3 separate regions of the Mus musculus genome follow, and regions 1 and 3 are each linked to region 2. The links are chromatin loops, found by intact Hi-C in ENCODE. Cell type or tissue: heart. All regions are shown on one strand. Links, peaks and the distances in the headings refer to the core of each region. The heading gives the core; the rest is flanking DNA. Region 1 overlaps Pbx3 (pre B cell leukemia homeobox 3). Region 2 holds the start of Pbx3 (pre B cell leukemia homeobox 3). Region 3 overlaps Mvb12b (multivesicular body subunit 12B).

The links. Peaks named below come from ENCODE experiments on the same cell type or tissue, not always from the same donor. Only the 100,000 strongest peaks of a DNase experiment are listed, where the experiment ranks them.
Region 1: a loop joins it to region 2, with 2.4 times the contacts of the local background. A loop is called at or near these places in 10 of 42 quality-filtered maps.
Region 3: a loop joins it to region 2, with 4 times the contacts of the local background. A loop is called at or near these places in 2 of 42 quality-filtered maps.

Annotation. Positions count from the first base shown.
Region 1 is chr2:34,244,971-34,255,234 of GRCm38, reverse strand. The region is part of intron 2 of Pbx3 (pre B cell leukemia homeobox 3); the gene reads left to right. Among named protein-coding and RNA genes, the nearest start is that of Pbx3, 120 kb to the left of the region's middle. In heart, for the core only: a CTCF peak has its summit at 5,644; a DNase peak (open chromatin) is centred at 5,514; H3K4me3 peaks cover 1,492 bases; H3K27ac peaks cover 1,445 bases.
Region 2 is chr2:34,367,803-34,378,066 of GRCm38, reverse strand. It overlaps Pbx3 (pre B cell leukemia homeobox 3), which reads left to right and starts at 6,022. Exons shown (of 9, transcript NM_016768.2): 1 at 6,022-6,346; 2 at 7,170-7,243. The coding sequence starts at 6,147. In heart, for the core only: no CTCF peak of the experiment used is centred there; DNase peaks (open chromatin) are centred at 4,856, 5,236, 6,256 and 6,816; H3K4me3 peaks cover 4,853 bases; H3K27ac peaks cover 4,157 bases.
Region 3 is chr2:33,750,919-33,758,918 of GRCm38, reverse strand. Mvb12b (multivesicular body subunit 12B) reads left to right here. Exons shown (of 10, transcript NM_175184.4): 8 at 3,874-3,929; 9 at 6,551-6,610. All of the region lies in intron 2 of Gm52507 (a long non-coding RNA gene), which reads right to left. Among named protein-coding and RNA genes, the nearest start is that of Gm52507, 21 kb to the right of the region's middle. In heart, for the core only: no CTCF peak of the experiment used is centred there; DNase peaks (open chromatin) are centred at 3,088, 3,618, 4,509 and 4,968; H3K27ac peaks cover 2,620 bases.

The DNA.
Region 1 (10,264 bases), core at 944-8,943, 120 kb after region 2:
ACTACAAACTGAGCACAAGCAAAACCTTTTTCTTTCCCACTGAATGCTGTGTTCATTATTTATTTTCCTCTTTGAACTTTTTGGACACAACACAAAATTGGGCCCTCATGATTCTCTTGGATCTGACATCAGACAATAAACTATGAATGTCTTGGTCACTATCCAGCTAGTAGGATAGTGAGAGTTCCCTTTGATACCTACACAATTGTTGAGAAATGCAGGCACTTGTGAAATAATCTATATTAGAGATTGGAGAGATGGCTCAATGGTTAAGAGCACTTGCTGCTTTTGTAGATAGAGTACCTGGCTTCAGTTCTCAGCACCAACATAGCAGCTTACAACCATCTGGATTTCCAGGTCCAGAGGATCTGACACCTTTTTAGAAGGTATTAAGCATGGACATGGTGTACAGAGATACGTCAGCAGCAAAGCATTCACACACATAGATTTTTTAAAATAATCTAAAATAAATGTACATAGTTTTAAAAAGATACGTTGTAAGCCGGGCAGTGGTGGCGCACGACTTTAATCCCAGCACTTGGGAGGCAGAGGCAGATGGATTTCTGAGTTCGAGGCCAGCCTGGTCTACAGAGTGAGCTCCAGGACAGCCAGGGCTACACAGAGAAACCCTGTCTCGGAAAAAAAAACAAGTTGAGACATTTCTGAAGACTTCACCTTTGTATTTTCTTCAGGATTTATTTTCCTCTATATTTGTGGTCAGAAATCTCTGAGACAAATGGTCTGTTTTGAATCTAAATGTAGAATAGGGAACACCACAGCTTGCATTAATATCTTTTCTTCTAAGACCCAACTTCTGGTAGAGAGTGGAGGCAGGAGAACATGTGCAGGGCGTTGCCACTCACACTTTTAGTTCACTTTACGAGGAACCAAGTCACGATACCCTAATAATGGTCTTGATGTTATAAATGATTTCCCCCCTTGAAATAAGCAACACATTCATTTTAATATGTAGAGTCGGTTTGCTAGCAGGGCGACAGTTTAAAAAGGCTTCCAACTGTGACACAAGTGCAACCATATTGCTTCCTATTACTCGCTAAGGTAGTTGTTTAGAAGAGAGAATGTTCTCCCTGGAAATGTTTAAAGTGCTGTAATTTTATTTAGGATAATGAGGATTTATAACCATTTTGCCATTTGAAAACCTGCCTTTAGACAGAGTAAAATAGGCTGTTTTGGTTACTGAGTGTTCTTAACTGGAGGAGGGGGGGAGGGAGGGAGAGAGGGAGGGAGGGAGGGAGGGGGAGGGGGAGGGAGAGAGAGAGAGAGAGAGAGAGACAGAGAGACAGAGAGACTGATTCTGAGACTAGAGAAGATGAATGTCACTCTGTTGAATATTAAAATATCAAGTACCATGGTTCAAGAATGGGCCATGTAAATGTTTACATTTCTTTGAACTTGAGATGTCTATGTTTTGAAGTGTGACTAAGTTAAAAGTCTTTGTTCTTTTTATATAAATATTTGTAACTGTGCCTGCTGGGGATCCCTGGAGCCCTGAACTTTATAACTTTGCTCGTGTAAGTTGTACTGGAGAAAGTTGCTTTGAGTGATGGCCAGAGTGTTCAAGAAGACAGTTATGAAAGAAGGCTATATAGTGGGGGTCTATGGCTTTAGCATTAAATTTGGCATACATACATACATATAGTCATATTACCATTAAAATTAACCCAGTGAAGGTAAATTTGACTTATCAGTACTGTGACTGTAGCACTGGCTGAAACTCACTGTGGACTATTTAGGCCTCTTACTCTGATGTGGAAGGGGGCAGGAAGGAATGTAACAGTTAGAGATTTTTATCAGGTTTTTAGGTCCTCACTGAAAATCTTAGCTCTCAAAACATTTCTAATTTCCCTCATTTGAAGGTTCAAACAGTTTCAAATTACTGCCCATGGATTGTTCTTGACATCCAGAATAGTAAATCTGAGCTGTGGAAATGCTGGAATGTGTTTTTGTGCTTTTCCTGAACAAGGGAATTCAACGGGTAAATTACAGTCATTTACTGGGAGTGTAATTTACTGAGAGCCTTTAGGCAAATGCAGGAGAAAGGACAGCAGCAGAACAGAAAAAACAGCAGAAAAACTGTTTTGTGTATTTTTTCCCTTTTCTCATTAAGTATTTATTCACATAAGAATTTTATGAATTAATGGATGGTCCTACAATTAAGACAGATAACCTGAGCACGGGTAGATCAAGTGTTGAAGCACTGACTGTGTATAAAAACTAAGGCTGCAATCTCATTTCTGAAATTCTGCTTGTTTATTTCATGTTGAAATTCTTGTTGTCTTCCTGAGGACTATGAAAAGCATTGCTGCAGCTTCAGAACCTACAGATGGGGCTGAACTCACAACTAAAAGACTACAGCATTAAATTATTGTTCATGGACAAACTGAGGGAAAAGACCCTCCATATTTGGGGAAAGAAACTACTGTTCTGCATTAGTTTACATATACAGATGAATTTTATTTTAAGAAGAAAGAAACTCAGAGCATTCTGGTTGGCTGTATACTTTAATATCAATATGAGATAAATAACCCAGCCTGATAGTGAGAAAATTTATGAAATTGTCAACTAATTCTTTTAATCCAAATACATAAACATTTGTAGTAATTCTTATAAACAGTTCTGACCAGTTCCTTTCATGAAAAGCAGCGTGCTCTGTAGTAATTGCTAAGCAAACAGAAAGCTATGTTGCAAAGTGGCTTTGTACAGCATATTGTAATTTGACACTTAAGTTGTGCCCTGCATTACCCTGTGTCATAATTGATGGCTAAAGAAAGGCACATGCTATGCTAATCATTTGTTAGAATAGCTTGTTAAACTGTGGTTGCCAATTTTAAATAAACTATGGAACGCTTTCCTGTATTTTAAGGTTTTGAAGCCCACAGTTTTAAACAGTCACTTGAAGCTGTTTTTAACTTATGTTGTGTACGCACAGTTCTGCCTTTCCACACAGGTCAGCATGTTTGTCAGCCTAATAGCATATTATCAAAAACCCAGTCATTGAGCTGCAGCTTTCACACCACTATCTCAAGGGCCTTTTCATAGTTTTGTGTGTACCAATATTAAATCTCATGTCTTTTAAAAAACATCAATATTTCTTTGTTTGAGACAGGATCTCATCATGTAGACTAGGCAGGCTTTAAGACTTTTCTGTGAAGTCCATGTTCGCCTCAAACTCATAAATCTTCCTATCAAAAATTAATATTTCATAGATAGAATTTTAACTTTTTCTTGTTCTGTTGTTTTGTTGAGGCAGGGTCTCACTGTGTAGCTCTGGCTGTTTTAGAACTCACTATGTAGATCAGGCTGGCCTTGAACTCAAAGAGATCTGCTTTCCTTTGCCTCCAAAGTTTTGTGATTAAATGTGTACAGCCTTACCAGCTAGATTATAAATTCTTAATGGTAAAATGTTTAAAAATCAGAGGGTAGCCGGGCAGTGGTGGCGCACGCCTTTAATCCCAGCACTTGGGAGGCAGAGGCAGGCAGATTTTTGAGTTCGAGGCCAGCCTGGTCTACAAAGTGAGTTCCAGGACAACCAGGGCGGCTACACAGAGAAACCCTGTATTGAAAAACCAAATAAACAACAAACAAAGAAATAAATACAATCAATCAATAAAAAAATCAGAGGGTAAATTTGCTTATTTTTGAAAATAAGGTTTAAGTTTTTCTTACCTTGTACTTACATACATAGTAACTGATCATAAAGCAGCATTTGTTAATATAGAAGTTATTAACTACAGAATGCAAGTAAGAACATTAATGTTTAGGGTGAAATTCAGGAGGTTATCATCCATAATGAGTATGGATTCTCATTTTTTATACATAGAAGCTTTTGGTGAAATAGGAGGCCAAAGCTGGTGAGCACGTTGACTTAGGTGAGCGATGGATAAATGGCCACCACGGCTAGTAGACCTGGAGCATGATGAAGTAATGTGTGCACTTAGACATAAAAGAAACACTACCTCTGGAGAAAAATGATTTAACGTGCAGAGAAGGGTTATTCATTTTTAAGAGATTAAAAATGATTGAATATAATACCTTTAATTTGTAACAACGGTCTGACGGCTGCTTCCTGTCTAAAGAAAACCTTTTGATCAGCGTGTCTATTTTGATCTCTTCTGCCCCATAGTGTATTGAATGGATAAAGAGATGATTTTCAGTTATTGTGCACATATTTAATTAAGCAGTGAAGATACTCAGATGGGTTTAGTTCTCGGCCATTTAGTAGACAAATCCATGAGTGGTTACTTTGTGGCATACAATTGACCCCTTTGTGGAAAATTTTCTAGAAAATGTTCAGGATTAAGTCACTCTGTTATGTGAGACCAGAAGTGGCTCACAAGCTCTTCCTGAAACAGACACGTATTTGATGGCATTTAGGGGAGGTGTGGATTTGATATGCACCCCTCTCCTATTCTATTCTCCTATTTTACACCTAAAAAAATGAGTTAAAATTTTCAACCATGCTTTCTTTTTTTTTTCCACTTGAAAGTAGAAAAGTAATTTCTTAAAATGTGTAAAACCTTTGTAAAGTTTAAGATTTGATTGTCATTATTAAAACATAGCCTTAATGTAATTGATCAGAATTTGTTCACAAATTTATAATCCCATTTAAGTCTAAATGAAATTAAGTAAATGCATGTATTTGAAATACAAAATCCTGATTCTTTAAATACTTGACATAGTAAGCCATTATGCCAGTTTGGCAAGTGTGAGAAGACGGGTGCTCATAGCCATGCAGTGGGCGTCACTTTCTCGGCTCTCTAAGAACACATCTTATATAGAATATTCTGAAAACGCTGTTAGGATTACTTCAAAAGATGCATACTTTTTTGTTGTTATAATATGATTGCAAGCTTAAATATGGAGTTTAATTACTTTTACCCATAGCACGGTGTAGAGAAAAAACCTCTATGCTTCCACACAGTCAGCTGTCCTTAATTTAGTGTGATCTGTCACAACGGTACAGCAGCGTGGCACCTTATGGCAGAGCCCTTCAGGCATCTCCTGGGACATAAGCCTTGGATTCTGTTAAATGTGGATCTCCCGCCCCCGGTGATTCTGGGGTACCACTGACCGGTGCAGAGTGGGGTCCTATCTCCTGGCTGAGGAACGCCATTCTGGGGGGGGGGGGGGCTGCACACCACAAGTTTGCATAAAGGCGTGGCAGCAATCTTTCTCCTATGGAATGTCGCTAGAGCCAAAAATACTGCCTGCGTGGGAGCTTGGTTTCGGCTCGAATTTTCTTTCCGCGGTAGTTTTTGTTCTCAATCACCTTGATGAAACAATCTCGAAGCCGTTCAGCTCTCTGTGGCATTTGGAATGAGTCACTGACAGGCTGATTTTCCACCCCTGTTGTGATGCTGCTTTCTCTAGTTAATATTCCTGCGTAAGTGTTGCACAAAAGTAAACCCTAAGAGCTGCAGACCGGGAGGCTGCTCCATTTGCATTAATTATGCAGTCAGGGCGGGAGCGCTGTCAGGCTAGGCGGGAGGGCTGTGGCCGCAGAGAACAATGGGCGCTGAGACTCCCGCTCTAACCGCTGCTCAGTGAGTCCTCAAACCCAAGCCCTGAAACTTGCTTTGCTGCTGTGGTAGGGGAAGGAGTCTTTCCAGGATTTCAGCTCTCTGAGCTGCCGCCTACAGGAGAATCTCAGAGGAGGACAGCGGAAAGGCTCCATGTGCACATTTTAACGGACACAGGAGAAAATGCCAAGCCAGCTGCAAAACATGGACATCTTGGGAAAATGGTGGTTGGGGGGGGGGGGGTAATGATAAGACAAAAACAAAACCCTTCGCCATGAATCTGAAGCATCATCTGCTAGGTTTCTCTTCTGTAATTGGTGTGGAGGTATCCTAACTTAATGATGGTGTCTTTCAATGGAACTGACTTACATAGGGAAGCACAGGGAATTGAGCTGTACAAACATTGGTTGAGAACCTATGTCCTAGATGATGGGGGATTATTACTTCATTATTATTGGTTGGAAAATGCTACAGAAAAGAAAATCCTGTTTTAAAAAAAAGGATTTCTATATGGAAACCACAGGAAAATGCCCTTGTTAGAGTTTCCCTGCCAGTGCCTTAGCTCCACTCAGGAAATGGCGCTGCCAGGAAGGTTGTGTCTGTTTTCTCTATTCTTTTTGTAGAGTATCAGAGAAGATAACTGCAGGATTTCTACAGTGTGTACCTTACCTTATATATCTAATTATGGGGGTCAGAATTAGTCTGCTTGGGAGGACTGACTAGCCAAGTCTCCTGCCAGTAAAACAACACCATACTGAGATTTGTAAAGATTAATAAAAGAAATACTAGAAGCCCTGCTCCCTTTTGGATTCCTAAACAATTCCCTGGTACAGTTGGTGCTTTTCTTTAAAATAAATGATTGTGTGTGCAGCATTCTGTGAGTAAAACCTGGAACATTTGGCCAGGAGGAAACACAGTGAAAATTTTTCCAAAAGGAATTAGGCCATCCTTTCAAGGCTGTGTGTAGTTGCCAGAAGAGATGACATTTACCTCCATCACAGCCAAAGTCATAATTCCTAGGAAACGAGCTTTGCACCTTTGTCTTTTGTTTCTACTTATGAAATAGCATGTATTACTTGAAAGTGTTTACTTCTTTTCTGTCATACTGTGTTCCTATTCCACAAATAAGCTGTTTTTGAAAACACATACCATTTGCTTTTTCACCCACCAGGACAACATTGACCATTCTGTTATGTGGTACATATTTTTAATGTCGCTGCTAACCATTAAAACACACAATTATAAATAGATAATCTTTAGTCCGATAGAAATATATAAAAGTATAACTTTCTAAAGTGAAGGTTGAATCACTAAAGATTGCAGACCTCCACCCCCTGTTACTACAAAGTGGTCCAGTCAAACAGGCAGCATTAGAACCCTGTAAGTAAAATGTCCAACTAGAGGAAGAATGACATGCTACTGTCAGTAGTTTATATAATAGGCCAATGTACAGATTATTACACTCATGTATGCAGAAAAATTGCAGTTTGTTGTTACACAAATAGAATAAAATATTCATGGAGCCCATTGTTTTTCCATTGAATTGCTTTAATTTTGCAACAAGAATTTAAAAGTTTATTTTCTTTTAAATCTTGGAGTGGGGCTCTTTCGTAAAATAAAATGAAAAACATACAAATTTAGTGATCATTGGGCCTTTAGAATTTTAGTTTTTAATATGCACACATGCATATTAAGTATAAACTCCCAGAATTTTCTTTTTGCTTTTTTAAGTTTTTGAAAATTTCATAAATGAGTTCTTTATTTACATTATTTTTACCTCTTCTCCAACTCTTCCCGTGTTCCTCTTACACCTGACAAACTCATAACTTCTTTAGTTATTCTTGATATATGTGTGTGTGTGTGTGTGTGTATACATGTGTGCATATTTGTATGTGTAAAACTACTTCTATTCCATTTAAGAATGAAGACACTACTGTTACCTACATCTCATGTTTGATTTGACCCTGGTCTAATGGGAGCCCCCACTATGAGGCCTCTTACTCCAATCAGCATTTTCATAAGAACTTGATTTACAATTACAGCTCAACTTTCCCCATATCTACTCAGAACAGTTCCAAACATAAATGTGTTTACATAATGGTTTTCTTTTTAATGCTGTCATCTGTGAGAGTATATGAGATAAACATCTAAAAATTAAGAAAATCTTAATGCAAGTAATAAGTTGTAAATATTTTTATAAGATATAAAAGGATCATATTTTCCTGTTGTATCATTAGCCTTGACATCACTGTATGGTGCCAGTTTACAGTGATATGAAGCTTATACTATTTTACATTTCTATCCACTAAATAAAAACCTACCCTGTGTTTTATTACAAAGTAGGTGGCCTGAAGGAAAAATATATGTATTCTTTCCTTTTGGTATAAAATATGCATTTGGGCTTCTCATTTCATCCCCAATCTGTGTTATTCCTTAAAAATGCAGAACTGCCTGAAGTCCTCTTTAATATTTAATTCAACAACTTTTTAATCTGTCATTATGCTGTGATGAAGTAAGCATCAAGTGTCGCTGAAAAAGATTAAATTATACTTGGAAATAGGAATTGAAATGATTTAGGGTTGGAGGCTGAATATTTGCTTTGCACGAGTAATAATAGTAGTAGCTTGGGTGAAGAAGGGCTTTGGTTCGGCTTTAATGTCTTTGCCTCGCTGTGCTCCCCTGTGGCTCTCTCTGATTTACGCTGGCATTGCTGAGCATTATTTTATTTAAATGGAGGTAGAAAGTAGAAATTACTGCACTACAATATATTAATTACTCCACACTATTTCTTTGTACTGATTTCTTTTTTTCCTGTAAACATCATAAACAATGATGCAACCCACCCATTGGATAGTGGCTATAAGCTATCCTGTAGTTCTTGTTAACAAGCTTATCTTAGAAAGGAAAAGCAGTAATAATTAATAGCCATCTGTGGATTAGTGAGGAGCAAAGGGACATACATTTGTGCTTTCCTTTTTACAGGGAATGATGTCCTACATAAAAATAGTTCCTGACAGTACCTGTTACTATTTTAACCACCTCATTTTACTTCCTTTTAAAATCTAGGCTTTAATATGTAGGGTGTTTTGCAATGAGACAGAGGGATAAACTTTTAGACTCTGCTCATTGAGTCTTAACTGCTCAACAGGTGACAGTGTGTCTAACTTCTTTAGAGTACTTGGTCTCTGCATATGTCCAGATTGGACTTCTGGAATCCACTGGGTAATCTTTGGTTGCTGAAGCTTATTTTCAGTCTAGTGCTATAGCTTTGTGTAGTCTTTGTGAAACCAAACAAACCAGTCAGTTTACTTAAAAAAAAAAAAGAATTATGAAATTATGTGCTGATGTGCACACAGAAGCCTTCGTGATTGTTTGAGGGAAGGTGTTTCACTTTTTCTGTGATGCATATGTGTTGTGATTCATATGTGCTCTCCGACGCTGTCTGCAAGGAATTTCTTAGAACTGTGCCTTCATTTGTCATCATTTGTCATGTTGATGCCCCTTTTCAAAATAAGCCTGGACATAGACTAAGACCTTAATGTGTAGCACACCTGTCAGAATATTACCCAGGCTGCCTTCATTCTCAGGAATCCTGTGTGTCTGTATCTCAGATAGCTGTCCACTTCCCAGCATGATGTCCTATCATAAAACAACAATAGAGAGGAGTGCTGGGCATAGTGGCACATGCATAGAGCCCCAGTTACTAGGGAGGCCAAGCTAGGGAGATTCCTTGGTCTGTTTAACGTTCAAGGCACACCAAGGCAACTCAGGGGAAGACTGACAAACAGGAGAGAGGCAGGATAGAGGCTACTTTATACCTTTTGGAAACATTCTAGTTGAGAATGTGAACCTACTGTGTTAGGTTCAGAATTATCAACACCTAATTTTTAAAAATAGAGGTTGCAAAATGTTTTAAAGCTCACAGAATTTTCATGTGCCTTCGTCTTACCTGTCACTGTGGCTGTGCACAGTGCCACTCACACTGAGAAGTACAAAGGTCACTCTACAATTGGTGTTTTAATTTTTTTTTTTTTAGAAAAAAATGGCAGCTTGAATTAATCTTATGCTCTGCATAGTTGGATTCTCTGAACATTTTGCTTCCTTTTTTATAGGATTGACTTAATTAGTGGCTACCCAAGATGCTAATGGTGAACAGTTATGGGCATTTCCCCTGTTCTGTTAAATATTTGAAAATGAAGTCCTATTGATCTTCATAATAAATTTTCTTGTAATTTATAAATATATACTTAGAGAATCAGAGAATCAAGTCCACTGATTATTTACAACCTAGTGATTTGATCAGAAAAACTTTTATAAATATACCAACTGGATAGAAATGGTTGTCCACAAGATATTATTGCATTAAGACATGCGTTTGTCAACATGTGCCTTTTTGTTATACACAAGACGAGTTGCCTTTCTGAAACCTAGTGTGCTTGTAGGGTAAAGTAAATGCATGTCTTTGTAGAAGAATAAATAAAAAGAGCAACCTGAGTCAATAAGTGGGTTCAATTCATGCCTACAGCCATGGAGGACAGCTCATTTTGTAGATGTGGGTGTTTTGTTTACATTTATAATGCAGCTTTATTTAATGCTGACAGATATAGCTTGTGGCAAATGATAGTCAGAATGTATGAGCAGTCATAATGCTTCTGTCTTCTTATAGTGTGCTGCCGAAAATAAGCAGTTCACCTCTGTTTTTATTGAGGAAAGGATATGAGACA
Region 2 (10,264 bases), core at 1,357-9,356:
GCCAGGGCTATACAGAGAAACACTGTCTTGAAAAAAATAAAATAAAATAAAGAGAGGTCTGTATAGGAACTGGAAGTAGAAACCGTGGAGGAATGCTGCTTGGCTCAAAGTTAGCTCCTTTCTTACACAGCCCAGGATCACCTGCCTAGGAATGTCACTGCCCACAGTGGACTCGGCCCTTCTATGTAAAATATGCATACAATCCCTCACAGTCATGCCCATAGATCAATTTTGTCCAGGCAATTCCTCAATGGAAATTTTTTGCTCAGATGATTCTATGCTGCACCAAGTTACAGTTCATGTTAACTAGAACAGATACCTTTGCTATTAGCTAAATTTCATAGTTTACAGTTTCTTAGCTTCAAAAAAAATCTGATTTTCCTATTCTAGATTCCATCCTGGATATGAGATAAGATCAGGTTCCCTTAGACTATTCTTACTTGTGACAGTTCTCATAACTCTTTGTTTTTGGAGAATTTGACAGTTTCTAGGAGTATTGGCCAAATATTTTGTAGGATGTCCTTCATTGTCCCTCATGATCAGATGTGGTTATAAGCCTTAGAAGGAGGAAAAACCATCAACCATGTTGATTTTTATCCTTATATGATCATTTTCTTATCACTAGATAGCCCCTGCTGCCATCCAAGAATCAGGGCTGTGTTCACCGTGGAGAGAAGCAGAAGACACAGGAGAGGAGAGCCATGGCTGACTGACTGGCTTTATTTCTATTAAAAACAAAACAAAACAAAAAACTATTTCTCCTTTCTGACAGGTTCAGAAGATAGGGACCATGACTGTGACTGAGAACATAGCCATTGGTCTGAATCATGCCTCCTGAATAAGGAGGGCCAATAGATGACAGCCAAGCACTTGAGAGTATTAGCCCTAGTGCTGTCTATATAAAGAAGAGACAGTGTTGGACTAATTACAACAAGGAATCAACCCATATAAATGATGGTGCTCTTTAGCAAACTTCTTCAGAAAACATGAATCCCAATCATTATTCTGTCTTCTGTCTCTGTCTCACTGTGTAACACAGACTGTCCTCAAATTCTGAATCCTCCTGCCTCAGCCTCTTTGAAAGGTCTTATTGTAGAAAGGTGGGTTGGTAGATATTCACAGATCCTTTGATTATGCTACAAGTCGCAAGCATCCGGTGTAAAGACCAAATCTAGAGATTTATGCCTAAAGTGGTAGAAACAATGGAAGAGCCACACTGTGAGGGATGTTCTAGTTTATCCTTTTCTTACTGCAATACCACACTGATCAGTTCGGAGGAAGAAAGAGTTAAAGTCCACCATCAAGGGAAGTCAAGGCAGTAGTGACATCCCACCATCAAGGAAGCTCCAGGACATTGGATTGAGGAACTGAAGCAGAGACCATGAAGGGGCTCTGATTACTGGCTTGTTTCTCCTGCTTTGCTTATCGACTTTTAAAACAAACTCTAGGATCACCTACCCAGGATAGCACTGCCCACATTAGGCTGAGTCCTCCCACATTAATTAGCAATTAAGACAACATCCCATAAACATGTCCACAGCCTTGTCTGATGGAGGCAGTTCTGAAGTTGAGTCTTTCTTCCCAGTTTAAGGCTAGGGTTGTGAAGAACTAATCAACATAGACAATAAGCACTGAGAGTTTTTCTAAAATGGCAACTTAGAGAATCTAACAGTTTTGGGAGATGGTGTGGTAGGGAAGAGGACCTTAGTTCAAATATCTAGAACTCATGTAAAAAGCTAAGCATGCTTGTGAATTCCTACAGCCATAGCGGCAGTGTGTGTGGGAAAAGATCTCTGGAGCTTGCTGACCATCAGCTTAGCTCCAGGTTCTGTGAGAGGCCCTGCCTAAAAGGGATAAGGTGGTGAGCAACAATTCAGGACACACTACATTTTACTTTGGACTTTATATGGGTATATATGGGTATGGGCTAGAATACCTGAAGAAACTTGATATCCATATACCACACATATATGCACAAATAAAAGGAAAAAAAAAAAAGGGTGGTGGTGGTTCTGGAGATATGGCTCAGCAATTAAGAGCACTTGCTGCTCTTCCGGAGGTCCTGAGTTCAATTCCCAGTAACCACATGGTGGCTCACAGCCATCTGTAATGGGATCCAATGTTCTCTTCTGGTGTGTGAAGACAGCTACAGTATATTCATACAGATAAAATAAACAAATAACTTAAAAAACAACAACATATTTTTTTTCTTAGCCAGCTAAGTTCTATTTTTTCTTCCTTAAACCAAGCCAGTTACATATTGAAGTCACATCTTAAAACACTTTGCCCTTAATACTACTTTGTCACTGTTAATGTTACAAGAATGTCCACTTGCCAAAAGTAAATTACATTTTCCTTGACTTTTAAAGTAATCACTACTTTAGAAACAGTAAAGAGAGACTCAGGCACTTAGGGAGGGTCTAGTCTATTAATCTGTGAAGGCATGACTATGACTTACATTACTGAACAGAGGTAAGGCAACCTCAGGTATGGGGGTCTGGGGTGTAGCTCAGGTGGTGGATGGCTTGCTTAGCAGGCAGGATGCCTGGATTTCACCCCTAACAGAGCATAAACCATTAGCATTCTGGAGGTTAAATGCAGGAAGAGCAGAAGCTCAAGGCCATCCTTAGGTACATAGTGAATCAAGCCGGCCCAGGGTATACGCAAGATCTTGGGTTAAAACAAACAAACAAACAAACAAACAAACAAACAGCCAGCAACAGTGAGAGAGAGAGAGAGAGAGAGAGAGAGAGAGAGAGAGAAGAGAAGAGAAGAGAAGAGAAGAGAAGAGAAGAGAAGAGAAGAGAAGAGAAGAGAAGAGAAGAGAAAGGAGAGAGGTGACTACAGCAGTAGCTCAGTGGTTAAGAATCATGGTTGCTCTTCCAAAAGACCCTGGTTTGATTCTCAGGATCTACATGCCATATTAAAGCTGCCTGTAACTCCAGTCCCAAGGGAATCTGCCACCCTCTTCTGTCCTCCATGGACACCTGGCTCACAGATGGTCTAACAGATGTACATGTAGACAAAACACCTATACACATAAAAAATAAAAAATATCTTTACAAAATACACTTTATCTCGACCGCAATTGCCAGTGAGCCTGTGAAGGAAACCCTGCTAGGACCTACTGGCTTTTCTCACTTATCATCATCATAATAATAACCAAATGGGAAGCCTCCTAAGCTAAAGGTCTGTCTGATCTCACTGCAGAAATATCAGGATTCCATTCCTCCAAATGACCACAGATTTAGAGGTGTGTGCCGTAACCTAGCTGCAGATGTCAAGCATTTAACAAGTTTGTTTTATTCCTAATTGCTGGCATTTGCTTAAGTGCTTCCTTAATTCTAATTTATGTTTTTATGTTCTACTTTGTTTACATAGCCCATAGTTCCCAATTGTCTTTATTTGCTTAAGTGTTTCTTTAATTTTATTTACATTTTTATATACGTTGCTTTGCTTACATAACTCATTGTTTGGAGCAGGCTAGGAATAACCATAAATCCCCATTGCTAATTAGCCTCATCCTCATGACTGATTAGTCAAGATTATGAGCCTAGAAGGAGGGCAGGAAGGAGGCCTAATAGTGACTCACAGGATCATTGAATTTCAGAGCTGGAAGGAATCTTAGAGCTTGCAGCATCTTTCAGATAAAATTCTGCGAATTTTACATCTCCCTTGCTCTCTCATTCCTTTATACCAAAAAAAAAAAAAAAAAAAAAAGCACGAAAGGATTTGGTGACAGTTTGAAAAACAAGTTTAGAGTAGAGAAAATCCAATCAATGATGGCTGTAACTCATAATGAGTACTTGAAGAATCAGCAACTTGACACACACAAGAGCAGAGAATATTAATGAACTCAAAGGAGGCTCTTTGGACTTAAGCAAGGTAGATTGTCTGGAACTCCTTCCCCAGCAGCTGTGCAGTTGGTAAGCCTTGTAGCTTGCCTGGCCTGTGAGTTTGGCTGTTAGCTTTGCAGTGGGGAGTATTTAAAATCACACTCAACATACGAAGGAAAGAACCTGGAACTGAGTAGCCTGCTTTATTCCAAGACTCCATCTGGCATTTAAAGAACTGCTTGTCCTACATTCAACCCTGCAGAGTAACAGCCATTTTTCATCTCCTCACACCTCTATTTTTAGTTTCAGGTAAGATCGCTTATTGAGTCTGAGAAAGGAACGTTTAGAGGTAAGAGCCACCAGTTAAACACTTAACCTAGGGTCATCTCCATGGGTTTAAAATGAGATCATGTTGAATCCTCAGCCTGAGAGATGAGGACAAGATCAGCCTCAAGACTCCACCGGAGGTGTAGGTGCGGATTCCAACACCGTTTAAGTCTTTAGTCTCTCTTGGGCAGAAGTATAATGGATGAAGAGGTGTTACAGGTATGTAAATCTGTTAGGTGAAGTTGACTACAGCCGAAGGGGTCAATTTGTCAGTCCAGTCCATTTCTAAACAAACTTGTCTGTAAGACTATTGTCTCGCTCTCCGCAGGTTCCGCACACCTGCCAGGGTAGTCCCCGGATCTCCAGGACTCGTCGAGTGTGCAAAGCGCAGTTAGCTTAGAAAATAGTCCTGGATTTCACTCTCTCCAGGTGACATGTTTCTGTGACCTTTCCATTTGCTAGCTTTTCAGAGAAGAGCTCTGTCCATGCGAAACCACAGGCTCCCATTCTAACTGGTCACTCCTTGAGGGACAGACAGCGCAAGGCCCTACTGCCAGCGCTAACTCCTTGTGCTGAGTTCGGGTTACCATAGCGACCGTGGGACGGGCAGGGCTTTTAGACCCTTTTCCCGGTCTCAGCCCAGGACTTTCGAACGCTCCAATTGGGACAACCCTTTCTTGGCTCTGTCCCGCCTCGTTCGGCGCTGAGCGCAATGCGATTGGCCCTGTGCTTGAGGCCTTGTGCCCAGAGGGTACCACCTCTTGATATGAAGAGCGGGAAAGTATCCCAGGCACTGTCCGAGGCGTGAAGCTCATCTCATGCAATGGGGGACCACGCTGTCGGCTACGGGTACACTTTATTCGGTCCTATATAACACCTCTAAGTCCCCAACTGCTAATAATAGGGAAGGAGCAGGATCCGGGGACAACACTTTGCTGGCTGGACTGACCGACCATCTGTGGAGTGCCGGCGCGAGTAGCCCATAAGGCTCCCGGGCTGGCTCTCAGGCACCCCACAGCAGAGGCCAGAGGGGACGGGCTGCGTTCTAGGGGCGGGGCCAGTGGCGGCGGCGGGAGGCGCAAAGCCCAATGAGAGAAGGCTCCGCCTCCGGAGGCGGGGCATCCGGGGCGCTCCCCCGCCCTTCAGCTCTCCCTGCCCCTCCCCCCGCGGGCGCCGGGGCCGCAGTGAGTGAGTGGCACTGGCAGCCTGTCAATCCCTCAGCCGAGCGGCCTTCGAGCCCGGTCCACAGCGGCTGCTGACTGGGTGCGCGGCACCGGAGGTGGCGGCGGCGAGTTCTCCCGCCTCATCAATCTGCTGTCCGCCCGGCGTGCGGCCCGCCGGGGCCCTCCACCGGGCTCCGTGTCCCCGCCGCGCCGGCCCGCCCGCTCCCAAACTTTCCTCCTCCGCCCCTCTCGCTCCCCGCGGCCCGCCCGTCGGCCTCCTTCTCCTCCTCCTCCGCAGCCCGCCGCCGCCGCCGCCGCTCCCTCCCTCGGGGCCGCCGGTGCTCCGATCCCGCCCGGTTGAGGCGGCGGCGGCGGCGGCAGGCGGCTGAGGGAGGGGACCGTTCTGGCTGGCGCGGGCGGCGGCGGCCGCGGCGTCCCGGCAACTCGGCTGGCGCTGAGGACCAAGTTGTGCGGGGCCGCCCGGCGCGGCGAGGGGCGCTGAGGAGGCAGCGCGGCGGCCGCGTGAGGGCAGCGGGCACCACCGCCTCCGCCTCCGCCGGCGAGCGCGCCGCTTCCGCCCGCCGCTGTCCTCAGTCTCCTCCGCGGCGGAAGCCGGAGCCGGACGCCGGTCCGCGTCCCCTCAGTCGCGGGCCGCGCCGGGCCAGGCCGCCCCCTCCCGCGCGGGCGGGGAGCGCGCGGCCGCCTCCCCCTCCCCCTCCCCCTCTTTCTTCTCCTCCCTCGCCGCCGCCGCCGCTGCCGCCGCCGCCGCCTCAGCCTTCGCCTCCGCCGCCGCCGCCCGCTCCCGCCCGCGCGCGGCGGGATGGACGATCAATCCAGGATGCTGCAGACTCTGGCCGGGGTGAACCTGGCCGGCCACTCGGTCCAGGGGGGTATGGCTCTGCCGCCTCCCCCTCACGGCCACGAAGGGGCGGACGGCGACGGCAGGAAGCAGGACATCGGCGACATCCTCCACCAGATCATGACCATCACCGACCAGAGCTTGGACGAGGCGCAAGCAAAGTTGGTGTCGTCTCATTAAGCATCTTTTGTGTGTGTACGGGAGCCGGGCTCGGGTCCCGGCTGGCTCCCGGGACCCGGGCCTCAGTTGCGGGCGGGAACTTTCTCCGCCCGCCGGGCACTTGCTGTGTCCCCCATCGCGCGGGCAAAGTTGCTCGCCGGGCTCGGGACAAACTCGATCATTGCTTCGTCCGTGCCCTGCTGCCCGCCCCCCTCCCCAGATTTAAACCTCCCGCTCGGACCCCAGCGCGCTCCGCGTCCCAGCCGGGTCCGTGGCCGCACCGCAGGGAAGTGCAACTTTCTCCGCCTGCCCAGACTCCGGGCACCCACTCCCCTCGGCCCAGTCCGGGGTGACCGGCTGCTTCCCCGCACAACCCTGTGCGGGAGCGCCAAGTTCTCTAGAGGGAGGGCCGCTTGGCAAACTTTGCGGAGCTGTCACCCGCTGATTATTAGCCGCCCGCTGGCCGCTGCGCCCGCTCCTCTTGTGGAGCTTGGGCGTTGGGGTTCCCTCCGCTCCGGTCTGGTCCCTTGGGTCCCGCCGCGGCCCCCGGAGCGGAGCCTCATGCACGGGTCACTCCTGTGTACGCCGAGGCTTCTGTCGAGCCAGCAGATGGGTCACGCTGCTATCGGGCTGGAGCTCTCAGCCGCTAGAGCTTGCCGCCAGTTGCGAACTAGTAAACTTGAGTTTTTGTTGACTTCCCGTGGTTCAAAGGAGCTTTTCCAAACTGGGGGCCGGTTTTAAATCTTGGGTCTAACTTAAAGGAAGGCGCCATATTATTCCAATAGGTGATGCTAATACCTTTGTGTTTTGCTATTTGTTTTTTAGGAAACATGCTCTGAACTGTCACAGAATGAAACCGGCGCTCTTCAGCGTCTTGTGTGAGATCAAAGAGAAAACAGGTAAGACTCTGCTGCTCACAGTGGGCCTGGAGACCCCCGAGGTGGGGTCAGATCTACTCCTTCGACTCTCCAGTTGAGAGCTGCTGCTTTTGGGCACCGCCATCTTTGATCATTCTTTGCTTCCCACCTCCTGATCTTGAGAAAAAAAAAACAAACCTGCAATAAATCTGGAGTCTATTTCTCAATTCTGCTTTGGTACTAAATGAAGTGTATATGAGAATGGAGCTGGGTCGCAGTTCCCTAGGAGGTAGTCCCTGGTTTCAGTCGGGGAGGGGGCTCTAGCTAGTTGCCCTCTCCTATCTCTTTTTGCCTGTGTAGCATTTTTTAAAAGGAGCGGTGGGAGACTGGATGCCAGGGACCGGTTCCCCTGGAGAGGCGTCACTAGAACTTTGTTTTACTTAGACAGTTTTAAGCTTCGGTTCTACTGGTAGAAGTCACAACCGAACACACCTCAGTAATACCCTGGACTTGGTGCTTTAGGTGGGAAGATTTTTAGGAATCCAGGAAGGAAAATCATGTGCTTAGGCATATACAATGTATCATGCCTATTAGTACTTCTATTATAGCCTCCGTCTTACAACTGCTACACTTGTAAAACTGAGCTTCAATGTATAAAGAAAGATGTCCACAGATCCTGATGAAACAAACATTCTGAAGTTCAGGGCAGGAGTAGGATAGGTTTGCAGAAGTGCTAGAATGAAAATTGCTGATACAGAGTAGGGAAAATTTTTGACAGTTCCTTATAGTTTAACTTTCTTGTCAGACTTTTTCTATTTAAGGTATTTTTACTCTTGACTTAAGGGTAAAGCTAAAGTGCATATATATACATATGTTTTACATGTTTTAGTTTGTGTTTAGTTATCTTTCCTGTATATGGTTAAAAAAAAAAACAACCCTCCATCAGTCAAGCTTTACCATTGATTGATTTATTTGTGGTTGTATGTGTTGGGTTGTATTGCTTTTTAAAGTTGCCCCTTTGTAAATTGAGGCAAAGAAGAAAAACAATCAAGTCCAGTATATTGCATTTTCCAACTAAGGCTGTTTTAATGTTTCAATGTTTGGCTGTCTTTGAGTTGATTTTACAAATAATAATATACTGCCTAGGACTGTTAGGCAGGAAGTTAAGTTATACTCTATTTAAACAGGTACTATTCATATTCCTAAAAGTAAGCCAGGGAAGATGATGGTTTATTGCTTTCTCTTAATGTATGTATGCTAAACCAGAGTTATTAGTAAATATTGAGAGCTTAAAGAAATAACCTTATTTGCTTTTCATTCATGCCATGATTTTTTTTAATGATTGTTTTTTGTTTTTTGGTGATACACTTTACATTTTGAAAACCAAGTCGTTTTAAATTATTGACTTATTATATATTGATTTTAACCACCTTTTGAGCACCTTATGATTTAAGATGTTAGATGATTTTAATCTAACTATAAAGATGTCCAGCATTGAACCTTGAAGGCTTTAATTTGGGTGAATAAAAGTATATACTCTTAGGACATTTATGTTGCTTAATTTCTAAGGGTTTTCTTGCTATCAGGGCTCCACTCCAGTTCGTGCTGACAGCTAAGCACTGGAATATTGACTGTGTTGTGAATATTAAGATTGATTCAATTTTATATGGCACTATATTACTAAAGAGAGGGAATTGATGCTCTTCTCTAGCAAGAACACCCTTCTTTATGATTTGTATTTATTTTCTGTCCCTTTATAGTTTTGGTCTAACCACACAGAACTACACAGCATTTCATGTTTGAACACTTATCAGCAGGAGAAATTCAATTAAGAAGTGTTAGTCTTCCAGTTGCTTATTTGCACAGGACTTAGTTACACCATTCTGAAAGGAAAGCGTAGTCAACGACATGTCAAAGGTGAGTTAGGAAAAGAAACAAGTCTTTTCAGAGTCTGGGATTATGGTCAGAGAGAGCTTTGGTAGGGCTATTGCTATTTAACAACCAGGAGAGAGCAGACAAAAGAAATTTCTGTGTTTTGAAAATTGTTTCTTGGGCTTTCAGTGATAACTTGTAAATTAGATCCTCTTTTTGTGCGTTGACCTGCGACCTAAGTTTGCAGGTTATCTTTTTTATAAAAAGCCAGCAGCCGACAGTGAAGGCGGCTGTCTGGGCAGAGGCATCCTCTTGCCTGCCTCTCTGAGCTCGAGAGGGATGGGATTTAAGTACTGAGTGATTGATGGGGTGAAGCTCTCTCTCTCTTCTCCTTTCTCCCCTACTATCCATAGCTCTGCCTCATGCTCTAAACCCAGTCTTAGAAGGAGACAGGATCGCTAGACTCAGCCCTCAATTTGAAATAAAACAGCTGTGTAGACATTAGTGTTACCAAAGCAGAGAAAGCTGGGCAGCACATTCCAGGGCCTATCCCTTGCCTGCTTTTGCAGCCCTGCTTTAGAGACATTATGAACTTAGAAAATAAGTGTTAGGGAATATGTGTATGCTACTTAATACTTTCTCTTTAAATAATTTTATTAATCTATTATCATAATACATAAGGATTAATTACCCACAGAAAGTTCATCTAGTCATTTGTGAATATAAATCAGGAATATTATGTGATGACTCTATTCTGCATAGTGAAGGGGAGGGAGGGGGCTGACAAGTTGTGAACTAAAGGGGTGGTGGGTGGGAACTGCCACTGTCAGTGGACAGTGTGATTTTAGTTTTGGTTTTCTTTTAAAATAAGACAAAATCATTAAAAAAAAAAAATCATGTCTTTGTAGAACTGCTGGTAGATTTTGAGGTTTCTGATCAGACGGTGAATACTGCCAGTTTTGATGCACACAAGGGACTTAGTTTGGAAAACATTTTATTTCTTCCCTACCAAATATGAAAAGGCATTTTTTCCCCCTTTGACAGATAAATGGGCAATCTGCCACAATTATATTATTTTCTTGTTCAGAAGTAAGGAAACTATACTTTTACTATAAGATGATTGTTTTTTTAAAAAACAGTATATTCTGTTATAAAATTTATTGTGCAGTTATTTTGGGGCAGAAAGGTTTT
Region 3 (8,000 bases), core at 1-8,000, 620 kb after region 2:
CCAATGCCTGTTCGTGTCATTCCTGATTCTGCAGCATGACTGTGCACGGGTCAGGCAGGATCCAGGAGAGAAGCCATGCCCTAACTCTTGCTGATTGGAGGGTGCGGTGACCCTGCAAGCCGTGTCCACCAGCAGTGTGTGGCCCTGAAGGAGGGTCAGTGAGAGCCTGGCAGCTAGGGCAGCCATCACACATCACATCAGCTTAGAACAGTGGTAAGAGAAACATACAGCCCAGACTGGGGAAGGGGAGAGGCAGTGGGGGACAGGGCTCCCCAGAAGAGGGAGGACAGAGATGATTTATGAGCAGTCTTGGGGATCACATGAAAAATGGGTGCCATCCTTTTAAGGATTATGCTTGCCAAACCTCTGAATAGTTTCATATATGGAAGGCCATCCAGCTAAGGCTCCTAGGAGTGGATGCTGTTGAATCAGAAGGCACCTTATCTCCTACAGCTAAACGCTGCAATGCAGAGTCCCTACCCAGTCTCCCAGCAAGCAAACAGCTCTGCTTGTTGGCTCTGCCCTGTGCATCTGCCTAAGAGGACAGTGGGGTCCCCTGAACTATGATCGGTCTGGGCAGCCCTTCACCCTATAGCTGCAGCTTCCTAGCAGATATGAGCCTTCACCCACCTCAGGCCTTCTCTTATCTAGGCAGGAGCCCACTCTGCCTGTTTCCCATGTCTCAAATGCAGGGCTGGCTTGCTAGGCAGGGTCCCACCTCCTGGAGCAGCCGACCTGACTCCGCCTCTCCATTTCCTTTTGGGGTTAGTTTAGGGTCCCATGATGTCCTCCCTCTCTTCAAGGCTCTCAGGATGATCATAAAAGAATACCATGCTAGCACGAGGTGTCACTCTCAAGCTCGGAGCAGACCAAGTGGACCCAGATTCTGTGGCCATGCTGTGGCACTGTGGCCTTGAGAGGGGCTCCTGTCATGCTCAGTAGTCAAATCACCGTGATGCGTCCAGTAAGCAGTGATGCAGTAAGCCAGTTCCCTGTTGCTACTCTGCACGTTTTCCATTCGTCCTGCTCAGCTGGACCTAAACCTCAAGGTGTTGACAGACCCTGGTAAATCCCATGCTCTGGTGTAGCCCAAACGCCAGCATTCTGAGCCCTTCACTGTTAGCCAACTAGCAAGCATTCACTAAGTTCCCACTGACACTTCACTTAAACGCCCATGTGTTTCTTTTCCAACATTGGGTGGTGTCCTGATCCACTCCACAGCAGTTGCTTAATCCGCTTCTCTAGTGCCTAGGCTATGTCACATGGAAGGGGGCTATGCCACTTGTGGAAGCCTGCTGACAACTTTGTGTGTCATTTCCCTCCTCCTGCCTTCATGCCATTGTGGGGCTCAAACTCACGTTGTAGAATTTGTGCAGCAAGCACCTTTACCCACTGAGCCCCATCTCAGTAACCCCTACTAGACTTTTTAAAAAGATTTATCTATTTTGTGTGTATGAGCGTTTTGCCTACATGCCTGTCTTTGAACCACATACATACAGTATTCATGGAAGCCAGAAGAGGGTGTCCATCCTCTGGAACTGGAGTTAAAGGTGGTTGTGAGCTATCTGGGAATGGAACACATTGTCCTCTGCAGGAGAAGCCAGTGCTCTTAACCACTGAGCCATCTCTCCATTCCCCCTGCCCCTCAACACACACACACACTCACACTCACTAGATTTTTATAATGGAATTTGGTCAGTTTGTATGGCCTGGGGGGTCACATCTGCTTCAGGGTGCCCTGTGCTGTTAGGAGCTCTGTGCTGTTCTTGAGCCTCTCCCCTGTAGCAGATGGGCTAAGATGTAGTGTCCTGTAGTGCATGCGAGCTGTGTGTGACTGCCCAGCCTCCTATTGTAAGTCCCCACCTCAGTCACTTTACCAAATGCCTCCTTGCAGTCAGGTCCGGGCACAAGGGGCTTACATCTCTGCCACCAGCATCCTGGTGGCCACCATCGTGCGGCCTTACGTTTCTTACAACATGAAACACTCTCCCCTCCGACAGCCAGTAGGCTGCAGAGCTCCCTTAAGGCTGCGGGTGAGGACTTCACTATAGAAGTTGGTACAGAGAAGCTCCGTTTGCTCTGCACAGGGGCAGGAGCAGTAATCTGCATGCTCCCTTACCCATGTGTAGGTGAAATTCTGTTGTCCTTGTCCAAGTCTCATAAGTCAAGGCTTCTAAGTTACTCCTTCCTCCCTGATTGACCTCGGGAGGCTCCAAACTCTGGAGCTCTGCTTGGCCATCTCAAAAAACGATCAGAAGTGGCACGGGGCCCTGCAAGCATCTGAGGCCATAGCACGCAAATGCTGTGTGGAGTGAACAGAAGCTTAGAGCTTACATTGGATGGTTGGTGGCAGGCTGGTATGGCCTCTCTCTGCATGTTGATGGGACTTGCCTGCCTCCCTCTCTGACAAGCTTGTGGCTTTCCAAGGATTCTTCATTGGTGGGACTATGTGTGTTGTGGCAGATTCTCAGGTGGTGCTAGGATGTCACAACGTGGGCCCTCCTTCCTGTGTTAATATCACAAACCTGTGACATTAGCCTTCTCTTCTGGGTTCTAGGGCCCAGCTGCAGTGGGAGATGGCCCCTGCCACAGGTGTTTGTTGAGCATGGAAAGCTCACACAGGAAGTAGCCCATAGAGAGAGGGCCCAGAGTGCAGGCCGGCCCTCTTCCCTGTGGTCATTATGGACACAGCCTAACATACATGTATAGCCCATCACAGCAGACACTGGACCGGGTTTCATCCCTTCCTCCCGCGTTCTTTTTTCTACTTCTACTTTTCCTCTTCCCCAGCCCTGAAAGCTGGCCCCAGTGTTTGAATACCAGGGAAGCCTTCATTTTAGGAAACATTTGGGGGTGGGGTGCACAATGTCCACTCCAAAATCACAGTCTACAACAAACCACCCTCTTACTGCAGGCTGCAGGTCCCTGCACTAAGGGCCAGATCTGGACACTGAGTTTTGCCTCAGCTCAGTCAGCAGCCGGGTTCTCTGTTCACGGGTGACACTGTGAGGGCCTGCACCACATGTTCCTCCTCTGTGGCAATACTGCCACCAGTTTGGCGGTGGAGATCTAGACACAGATGGATTGCAAGGCACATGGTACATACAGGAAGGAAGTGGCTTCCCAGGCCCCGCACTTCTCTCACACAGGCTGCTTGGTCCACATCCTTCCTCATGTCCTATGGAAACTAAGCACAGGGGCAAGTCTTAATTCAGCCCTGAAGCCATGACAAAGAATCAGTGACTGTGAGCACGTGTTGTAGTCCCCCCCCCCCCGCCCCTCCCACATACACACTGAGCTCACTCTTCCAGGCCTGGGCACATTCCCTGCAGACTCAGAGCACACACCTCCCTGCCATTAGCCAAACGTCTTTTATACATGACTTCAGATGCTCACTGCAAGTCCAGGCCAGGACTCAGGCCTAGCCATCTGACCACCGAACTACTTGTCTTTCCATGGAGGCCAATGAGCACCCAACACCACCCAGGGGATCTGTGGCTTGGCCAAGAAAATGAACAAAAACATGCCTCTGCCAGCTTCCTCCCACTCACGCACCACTTCTTCCTGCTGTCATCATTTATGATATAGGTCAGACTCCCGGCCCAGGGTAGGAAAGGGCTTCCACACCAGCCCTGGGCATACCCTGACTGACTGCCTATACTCAGAGGAGTCGTGCAGACATCTGCATCTCTGGGTCGGATGTAGTCACTGAGAACAGGGGACACCCTGTCCTGTCCCACTCTAGCTCCCAGCCACGTGCCCTGGGTAGCAGCTGCCTCCAGCCAGATGCTCACTGGTCCTCTGTACTTGCATCTAAGAGTCTTGGACAGCAACCATGTCTTGAGTGCCTTCCTCTCCTCTCTTCTCTTGCAGCAATGGATGGTGTGCCTTTTATGATTTCAGAGAAGTTTTCCTGCATTCCAGAAAGTGTAAGTTTTATGTATGACCCCCTCCTCCTCTCCCACCCCAACCTGAAATCCTGTAGCTTCCGTGTACATGAGCTACGCTTAGCTATGTCTAGCTGGCCCGCCGGCTGGCTGAGACTGGGTCTCACAATGCAGCCCTGCTGGCCTAGCTTTGTGCACCAAGCCAGCCTTGTCCTTGCAGAGATGCATCTGCCTCTGCCTCCTGAGAGCTAAGATTAAAACATGCACTGCCCAGGCTTAATGGGTTTTCTTGAGACATAGAGCTCTGGCTGGTCTGGCACTCACTATACAGATCAGGCTGTCACTGGACTCAGAGATCTCCTCCCTAGTGCTGTGCCACCACATGTGGCCTTGATTTTTCTTCATGGTGATGGAGTTGGCCGTAGTTCCCACTGTCATTGCTGTATTCTGTGTGCACACTGCATGCTCCACTATGGCACGGAGGGCCAATGCCTCTGCCTATACTTTGCCCACATTGAGCCCTAAGCCCTCCTGAATGGTAGAGGGTTGGGTAAGCCAGCCAAGAGCAGAGGCCAGTAGCCAGACCATGAGCAGTGCCAGCCACAGCCAGGGCCCTGTCCTGAGCAACATCCCCTCCTGGAGTCACACCTCCGATAGTGCCTGGTCCTCAGGACACCCTTCACCCCTCTCTCAGCTATGCAAGCCTGAGGTGTGCTGGGTCACTAAACTTGTTTCTGGCTTTTATCCTTCCTGCAGAAGATTGCTTTGAGGCATCACTAAACACCACGGCCCTAGTTTGGCCCAGCTAAAGACCCCTTCAGTGTTTTTCTTGGACCCAGTTTAAAACCACCCGGCTGGCGATCCAACCTGCTCTGTTGTTTCCATTTTTATGAAATATAATAGGCCTCCTCTGAACCCTTCTGGTAAGCGCTTAATCTTGAAAAATGCTCCTGACGTGACACAGGAAGCCTGAGGAACTTCAGCGGAGCCACTTGGCTGTGTTGCCATGGAGACGCTGGCACTCTCCCCCATGCTCCCTGGGAGAGGCTGCTCTGCCCTGCTCACCAGCTCCAGTTGAGAAAGTTTAGTGGAATAGTTAGAGCCTAATGATGCAACAGCTGGACCTCTGCTGGCTCCTGGGCCAGGCGGGCAGGCAGCCCCGTCCTCACACCACGCAGGCTGGCGTCTCCAGCACAGCCAAACTGTTTTGTGGCTACTGGTAGCACAGCCCCAGGAGCTCAGGGTCTAATTTGGTGGCCCTGTCCCAAGTTCGCCCTCACAAATATGTTGCTGCCAATTCAGCGGAGCACTCAAGGCCCCGGATGCAGGCCAAGCTCAGCGTTAAGCTCTTCCAAGCACTTCTCTGCTTAATCCCCCTGCAGCCAGGCCAGAAGGGCCTGCCCAGGCCACTTTAACAGGCTTTTAAAGTAAAGGTGACGGGGTGTCCAGATGCCTCAGCACGTAAAAGGCCTGTGGCACAAGTCCAATCACTGGAATTCGGTCCCAGGGATTCACAGAAAAAGACCGGATACAGTGGCATTCGTGTGTAACCCTAGCACCCCTAAGAGATGGGAGCCATAGCCTGTCGGCCTGGAGTGCAAAGCATAGCAGAAATGAGAGAAACCTGCCTCAACAAGGTGGAAAGAGACCCAGCTCCTGAAAGCCGCCCTCACACTCACATACTCTCTATAGATATCTAACTGAATAGGTAGGTAGGCAAGCAGGCAGGCAAGCAGACAGGCAGGCTGACAGACAGACAAGATTGACCCATCCCGTACCATGAGGCAGCCAGTTTGGACTCCAGAGCCACCCTCCAGCCTCCCCCGCGCCCCCCCCCCCAGGACCCCCTGGCCCTGTGCAGACACCAGCCCTATCCCCACCACAGCACTTTGACCACAGCTCCTGGGTTCTGTGGGGCTCTCAGGCTTTCCCTGCTGGCGAGGCTGCAGAAAGCCTGGCTTTTGCTACTCCTAGGAAATACAGAGCTGGTGTACTCGGAAGGAGCCTGCAGCTTCACCGACAGGGAGGCTCGTGTGTCTCACAGGCTTCTCCGGACCTCCAACTGACCTTCTTGGCCTGTATATTCGCCAAGAAATGTCCCACTGTCCATCGGATTCAGAGCCCCATTAATATGCAAAACTGCCCCATTCGCCCCTTTGACCTGATGGACAGGGATCCCCTTCTCCATCACTGCCAAAGATCTGAAGTCCACCTGACGCTTCCCTGTATACTGCAGACCCCGGGAACTCCTTAGACCTGACACTGTTCTATAGAGACAGCAGTCAAGGTGGCTGCTGATTTAGGCACTTCCAGCCCCATACTCCATCACAAAAGCAGAAATCTCACTCACTTTCTCCTTTTGTAGCAGAAGAAAGGATGAAGTAATTGGCCACAGGCACACCTTCCAGGAGGCCATGACCCCCTCCCCACCCCAGGCTGGCCCCTCAATGCTGTGGATATGTGGCAAAGCAGTCTTAGCATACAAAGATTTATCCTACCATGGTCTTTGTGGTTCCTCCTTGGACCCATAATAACTGAACATCACAATAGCAGCCCTGTGGGAGGGGGTGGGAATGTAAGACGGCTAGGACATCACAAGTGTCATAAAAGCAAGGGGGGCATTCTCCAGCCATTAAAAAGGGCAACTTGCTCTGTATTTTCAGATGCAGCCCTTTGATCTCTTGGGAATCACCATCAAGTCTCTGGCAGAAATTGAAAAGGAGGTAAGCATGATGGATTCGGGGCTCTGCTCACTCCTCTAGGGTCCCTGTCTGTCCATCGGGGCTCTGTTCTAGAAAAGATGGGTGCAAGAGCCCTTCTGAGGGAAAAACTCTGAGTCACGTTGCATGCACTATGCACTTGACATAGACTATGACTAGTGCCTTCTCTGTCTCATCATTTGCCACCAGGACCGTCTCAGAGATTTAGTCAAACCTCTTTATGATCCAGAAGTGTATCCTAGATCCCCCATACTTAGCCAGACCCCCATGTGACCGGCTGATTTGATGGCATCTGGGCATCATAAGAAAGACACCAGGATCAGGTGCCTGAGACGGCGGGTCTCATGGGGGTCTCACTGGGCCTGCTCAGAGGCCAGCACCAGTCTGCACATCCTCTCGGTGCAGGGAAGATTGCCACAGTCACGTGCTGCCACCACAGCTCCTCAGAGAGGAACATTTGTCTCAAAGATGGAAATGGCAGAACCATTTCAATATCCGTGGTTCCTTGGGGTTTTCTCGTATGTACCCAGCCAGCAGAAGCAGGCTGCATTATTGAAAGATGGCTGGAATCAAGGAAAATTGAATCAATGCAGTACAACAAATTTCTAAACCTGTCAAAGCAAAAACAAGACGAAAACCTCCTCCTTTGTCTTTGATTCTCCGTAAATCATAAAAACCTGATTGTCACCTACAGTTTTGTTTGTTTGCTTGCTGGCAACAGTGGAAATGGCTGGCCACGATGCTAGAAATTTAGTGTGCAGAATTTCCCATCTACCCTTAAAATGGTTCTGCAGTCCATCTGCTCAAGAAGAGCATTCCAGGAACCCAGCAGACCTCCTCTAGGGAGGAAGCCCGTGGGACCAGGGAAGGCTTTAATAGAGTGGCCTTCTCCAGGTGCAGAGGTAGATAGAGCAGGGTCACGTAGACAGGCATTGGAGCAGCCTGGCTGCCCAACCCAGGCAGCTACCCCAGTCTGTGCTGGGGTAATGGAGGAAGCCATCTCAAAGGTACCAGCCGGTGCCGTGTGGACAGGTGGGAAGCTCTGGAGGCAGCAGGTACCCACCACTGCTGTGCACTCTGCAGGCTCAGACCCTGCTACAAAGGGGGCATCAGTATCCCTCCCCTGCTGTCCACCCCTGCTCTTGCCACCTTGGCCCTTGGCAGCAGCATCTTTTTCTTAAGCACTTACTGGAGACACAACCCTAGAATTTGGGGCTGTCTTGTTCTCACCCGTGTGACCAAGTGACCTTTTTTCTCTTTTGTATGAGGCAAGATTAGGGCCTAGTCCTATCCTATGGCTGGAAGTCCCTCAAAGGGAGCCTCTCCAGGTGGATAGAAATAGTGCGACTCGAAGGCCCGTCCAACTGGGTTCTGGGTTATGTGAGTACATAAA